Regions from separate parts of the Mus musculus genome. Here region 1 is linked to region 2. Evidence: chromatin loops called from intact Hi-C (ENCODE). Cell type or tissue: heart. All regions are shown on one strand. Each heading gives the region's core, and the rest is flanking DNA. Links, peaks and the distances in the headings are about the cores only. Region 1 has its middle 12 kb from the start of Gjc3. Region 2 overlaps Zcwpw1 (zinc finger, CW type with PWWP domain 1).

Region 1 (2,923 bases), core at 197-2,696, 160 kb before region 2:
TGATACACTTTTAAAATAAAGAAATGCATTTGACCAATAGGTCAGTAAGTGTTGGTGACCTACTATTTGGGTTACTTTTCTATTGCTGTGATAAAACACTAGCCTCAGTGGGAGGAGATGCACCTAAACCTGCAGAGACTTGATGTGTGCCAGTGTTGGGGGATACCTTGGGTGGGGCATATTCTCAGAGGAGAAGGGGATGGGAGATGGGAGAGGAATTCTGTGAGGGGGGGATGAGGTGGGAGACAGCATTTGAGAAGTAAATAAATAAATAAATAAACCGCCTTGATCAAGCAACCTGTAAAATAGAGTGTTCTATCTAGGATTCAGAGTTGTAGAGGGATGGAGTCCATAACCATCACTAAATTGTGCTTCACTTAACAATGCCTAAAATAAATCACTCAGGATCAGACTCTCAAAGTTGGAGCCATTACCAGCTACTGAGCCGTGCTGAACTGAACTGCCTTCTTGCCTTCTACGAATAACCTTTCTGCAGGCCCATGAACGTGTCAGTTTGGTTCAATGTTTTCCTGGCGGTAATCAATCCTGTGTGCACAATGAAGCATAAAGTAAACTAAATAAAGAGGGCATGTGACTATATCCAAACTCTCTGTAAAGTATATACGATCCTTTCCATAAAAATTGAGAAAAACAAGCTTAAGTTCAGTGTTGTCTCTGGTCACACAGGTCACCAAAGCTATCAAAGCTCACCAGATTAGAAAGCATGTCTGCTTCAAAAAGGATAACAGGTATTCCATTCTTTGCCTTGAAAGAACAACCCTGTGTTCTTAACATTCCAGGCCCCCTCGTGCTTATCTGTGAGCATAGAGATCTCTGTGCCCCCACATATCCTACACATACCAAGTGAAGCAATTCCTTATGATAAACCTCATGTAGGTGTAAGCATGCAAGTATATATAGAGGCATTGACTACTAAATTCATTGATTATACAAATAACCAGAAATAAGGGAAATATGTGGAATTTGCAATGTCTTTACAAGTAAAGTCATTGACAATAATACTTTCCTTTCTTATTAGGAAATGACTTTATTTCTTGCAATTAAATCCACTTTTGAGGCTTCTTAGTAAGATGGCCATGCAGAAGGTGGTTCCAGGGGATCCAGTAAAAGAAAAGAGTCAGAACAAGAAAAAAAAAAGCTTTAATACAGAAAGAAGGAGAGAAGGAGCTTCAAGAATTTACAAAGGTGGCATTAGGATATGTGAAAACTACAGGAAAAAAAAACATAGGGTGATATGTTGATAAGAAGTAACCCAAGGGCTGGTGATACAAGGGCTGATGCTTCAGTGACTAAGAGCATTTGCTATTCTTACAGAGTACCAGCATTGGGAGGCTCACACCTGCCTGCAGCTCCTATTCTGGCCTGTGTGGTCACTAGGCTTGTAGGCACAACATCGTTTTCCATGGGTGCCTCCCTCCCTCAGGGTGATTAATACACAGATCCTCTCTTCAGTCTTCAGGGCAGTGGCTACTTCTCACAACTTCGATACATCAGGAGGCACTCCCACTTCCAAGCCCCAGCTAGAACAACAGTCAACTCAGTGGGTAGGAACCTGCCGAGACTGCGGAAAGCTAAGTGTGCCAGCAGAGGTCACTGACATGCAAAGAAAAGCTACTAAAGTGAAAGGAGCTCTTGTGGGACACAACATTCTGTCAGACTCAGTAGCATCTTAAACCAGAGGAAAGACAAGATTCCACACGTCACCAGACCCTTTCCTTCATTCCATGCACGTAACCCTGTCTTGAAAAATCAACCAATGAACCAAAGAAAGAAAAAGAAATTCTTTTGGGTGTGTGCCTGAAGAAATCAGCACACTTAAGACATGCTTGCTCATTCTTGTCCACTGCTGCACTATTACTAGGAAATGGTACCATTCTATATGTCTATCAACAGATAAGTTGATAAATGTGATCCTTACATACAATGGAATTTTATTTAGCTGTGCAGAAGGTGAATTAAAGTTGCTAATAGAAAAAGGTATGCTTCTGGCAGTCAGTGTGTTAAGCAAAATAACTTGGATTCAGAAACACAAATTCCACATCATCTTGGGATGTTTCTTTTAATTTTCAGAACTGGGGATCAAACCCAGGCTTCTAGAACACTAGGCATGCACTTTATTGCTGAATTATACCCAAGCTTATTCTAGAGTGATTAATAGGATCTCTCAAGTCCCTGGAAACTTATTTCTCTAATAAGAAAGACCATATGCTTGTTAAACACATCACAAATGCTCAACAGTAGTAATACAGAGCTGGGAATGGAACAGATGCTCATCAAATGTTCATCCAATAACCAAGTGAATGATACAGATGTAATAGCTGCTTCAGTTACAGAGATACTATATTCTGGTGTAAAGAAGAGCAACAGATCAAAGAACTAAAAGTTATTTGAATAAGCTGGGTGGTGGTGTCACACGCCTTTCATCCCAGGACTTGGGAGGCAGATGTCAGTGGATCTCTGAGTTTGGGGCTGGTCTGGTCTACAGAATAAGTTCCAGGACAGCCAGGGCTACACAGAGAAACCATCTAAAGAAAGAAATTCCTTAAATAAAGTGATGGTGCATTTAATCTATTCAAAGAATAAGTAACAATATGGGGTCAATACACACATTGGTAACCCCTTTCTACAATCCTTCCCCCACCCCTGTTCTCCTTTGAGCAGGTGGGGTACCCCCTGGGTATCCCCTCACCCTGGCACTTCAAATTTCTGTAGGCTCTTTCTTTTCCATTGAGGCAAGACAAGGCAACCTAACTAGAAGAACATATCTCATGTACAGGCTTTTGGGATAGCCACACTCCAGTTGTTCAGGACCCACACAAAAACCAAGCTGCACATCTGCTATGTTACATATGTGTGGGGAGGCCTAGGTCCAGCCTGTGTATGTCCTTTGGTTGGTGGTTCA
Region 2 (2,923 bases), core at 120-2,619:
CCTTTAATCCCAGCACTCAGGAGGGAGAGACAAGTGGATCTCGGACTTGGAGACCAACCTGGTCTACAGAGAGAGTTCTACAACATCCAGGGCTACATGGAAAAATTCTGCCTCAAAAAAATAAAAAATAAAATAAAAAAATTAAAAAAATAAAAAGAAAGCCGGGCGGTGGTGGCGCACGCCTTTGATCCCAGCACTTGGGAGGCAGAGGCAGGTGGATTTCTGAGTTCGAGGCCAGCCTGGTCTACAAAGTGAGTTCCAGGACAGCCAGGGCTACACAGAGAAACCCTGTCTCGAAAAAACAAAAAACAAAAAACAAAAAACAAAAACAAAAACAAAAAGAAACAAAAAATGACTGATAAGGCAGGTATAATGGCACACATTTTAATCCTAGCTCTTGGAAAGCAGAGGTGGAAATATCACTGTGAGTTCCACAATAGTGTGGTGCAAATTCCAAGCCAGCCAGAGCTGCAAGAGTACAACCCCTCTCCCTGCCCGGCCCCTCAGGCACACACACATACATACATACATACATACATACATACACACACACATACACAGAGAGAGAGAGAGAGAGAGAGAGAGTAAAGAAAAAAGCAATAGTTCAGCAGTTAAGAGCATTTGTTGTTCCTGCAAAGAACTAAGATTCAGTTCCCAGTACCCACATGGTGGTTTATAACCATCTATAACTCCAGTCCAGGGGATCAGATTCTCTTCTCGGACCTTGGAAGGTACCAAGTACACAAACGGTACTCATTCATAACATTTACAAATAAAATGAATAAATCTAATTAAATTTTTTGTTAAAAAAAAGTAAGAAAAAAGAAAGAAAATGTTATGTGTTATTGCACTATTACATGAATAAGTCATAGCAAATCTATAAAAAGAGTTACATAACAAAGAGTTTCCTTTAATCTAAAGTGGAAATGTGATGAATATTACTTTCAAAAATAGAGAAGAGAAAGCCAGGAAGTCACTTTCTGATGAACCAAGCTGCTGATCCATTTGATATGAATTTTCTTCTTCTACAATAACAAGTATTAAAAACCTGATTCAGGAGGCTAGAGAGAGAGAGAGAGAGAGAGAGAGAGATGGCTCAGAGATTAAGAACACTGGCTGCTCTTCCAGAGGCCCTGAGTTCAATTTCCAGTAATTATATGGTGCCCTCTTTTGGCCTGCAGGCATACATGCAGGCAGAATATTGTATACAAAAAAAATAATAATAATAATTCTTTTCTTTAAAAAAAAAAAGCTGATTCAGAGGAGAAAATACTAGTTAATAAGTATGCAAAATACCAACTTGCATTTTTCTGTATATTAGAGTATGAAGGCAGGCCTTGATGATAGGAAGTCTAACAGTCTAACATTCTTCTTTCTTTTTCTTTTTTTTTTTTTTTTTCTTTTTGGAGGCAGGGTCTCTCAGTGATCCTGTACCTTGACATTTTAGATACACTGGCTGCTCAACAAGCCCCCAGGATCCAACTGTCTCCACCTCCCAGGACTGAGGTCACAGACCCACCGCATCTTGTCCAGTTTTTATGTGGTATTGGGGATCCTTATGCGTAGGTATTTACTTGTTGAGTTACCTCCCTAGTCTCCATTTCTCTTTTCTCTCAGATGAAAAGGAGGCAGGGAGGGAAAGAGAAAAAAAACATAGGCATCCCAGCTGCAAAGATAGCTCTGAGGTTAAGGGCAAGTGCTTGCTGCTCTCCTCTGCTAAGATGGGAATAAGAAAGAGTAGTTGGAGTGAATATGATTGAAATGCACAATATGCATGTACAAATGTGTCATAATGAAACCATTATTACATATAACATGTACTTATGAATTTAAAAATGTTTATAAATAAAAGTTCTAAATAGACCTGCTGCAGTGAAGTAATTTAATTCAGTGCTGCCAACATTTGTCAAAAAGCATTAATTATCCACCTTATGACTAGGTAATTATTCCCTCTTTAAAAAAAAAAAAAAAGATTGATTGATTGATTGATTGATTATCTATGTTCTATCTGATGGCCAGAAGAGGGCATCAGATCCCATTACAGATGGTTGTGAACCACCATGTATTTGCTGGAAATTGAACTCAGGAGCCCTGGAAGAGCAGCCAGTGCTCTTAACCTCTGAGCTATCTCTCCAGCCCTATTCCCTCTTTAAAAAAAATTATTTATTTAATGTATATGAGTACACTGTAGCTATATAGATGGTTGTGAGCCTTCATGTGGTTGTTGGGAATTGAATTTAGGACCTCTGCTCGCTCCGGTCAGACCTGCTTGCTCCAGAATAGGGCATCAGATCTCATTACAGGTGGTTGTGAGCCACCATGTGGTTGCTGGGATTTGAACTCAGGACCTTTGGAAGAAGAGTCAGTGCTCCTACCTGCATGAGCCATCTCTCCAGCCCCCCCCCCAATTCCCTCTTTATACTGATAAAGAAAAGTAAATCCTTCAGTATATCTATTATCATAGACTCTAAGTTTCTAAAAATCATAAAAACTATATTTAATAACAGCGTTCAGGAGGCAGGATTTAGAGTTCAAATTTGATGGCTACATAGCAAGACCCTACCATTTAAAAAAAAAAAAAAAACACAACAAGGGCTGGAGAGAGCACTGACTGCTCTTGTGAAGGTCCTGAGTTCAAATCCCAGCAACCACATGGTGGCTCACAACCATCTGTAATGAGATCTGATGCCCTCTTCTAGTGCATCTGAAGACAACTACAGTGTACTTAGATATAATAATAAATAAGTCTTTAAAAAAAGAAAAAAAAAAAAAAAGCTGGGCAGTGGTGGCGCATGCCTTTAATCCCAGCACTTGGGAGGCAGAGGCAGGCAGATTTCTGAATTCAAGGCCAGCCTGATCTACTGAGTGAGTTCCAGGACAGCCAGGCTACACAGAGAAACCCTGTCTCAAAAAACCAAAATAA

What was found. Peaks named below come from ENCODE experiments on the same cell type or tissue, not always from the same donor. Only the 100,000 strongest peaks of a DNase experiment are listed, where the experiment ranks them.
Region 1: it touches region 2 in a loop (5-fold over the local background); 10 of 42 quality-filtered maps call a loop at or near these places.

Annotation. Positions count from the first base shown.
Region 1 is chr5:137,950,066-137,952,988 of GRCm38, reverse strand. It overlaps a transcript of Gjc3 not described here. Among named protein-coding and RNA genes, the nearest start is that of Gjc3, 12 kb to the left of the region's middle. In heart, for the core only: a CTCF peak has its summit at 1,592 (motif pointing right); no DNase peak of the experiment used is centred there.
Region 2 is chr5:137,789,975-137,792,897 of GRCm38, reverse strand. The region is part of intron 1 of Zcwpw1 (zinc finger, CW type with PWWP domain 1); the gene reads right to left. Among named protein-coding and RNA genes, the nearest start is that of Zcwpw1, 3.6 kb to the right of the region's middle. In heart, for the core only: a CTCF peak has its summit at 1,170 (motif pointing left); no DNase peak of the experiment used is centred there.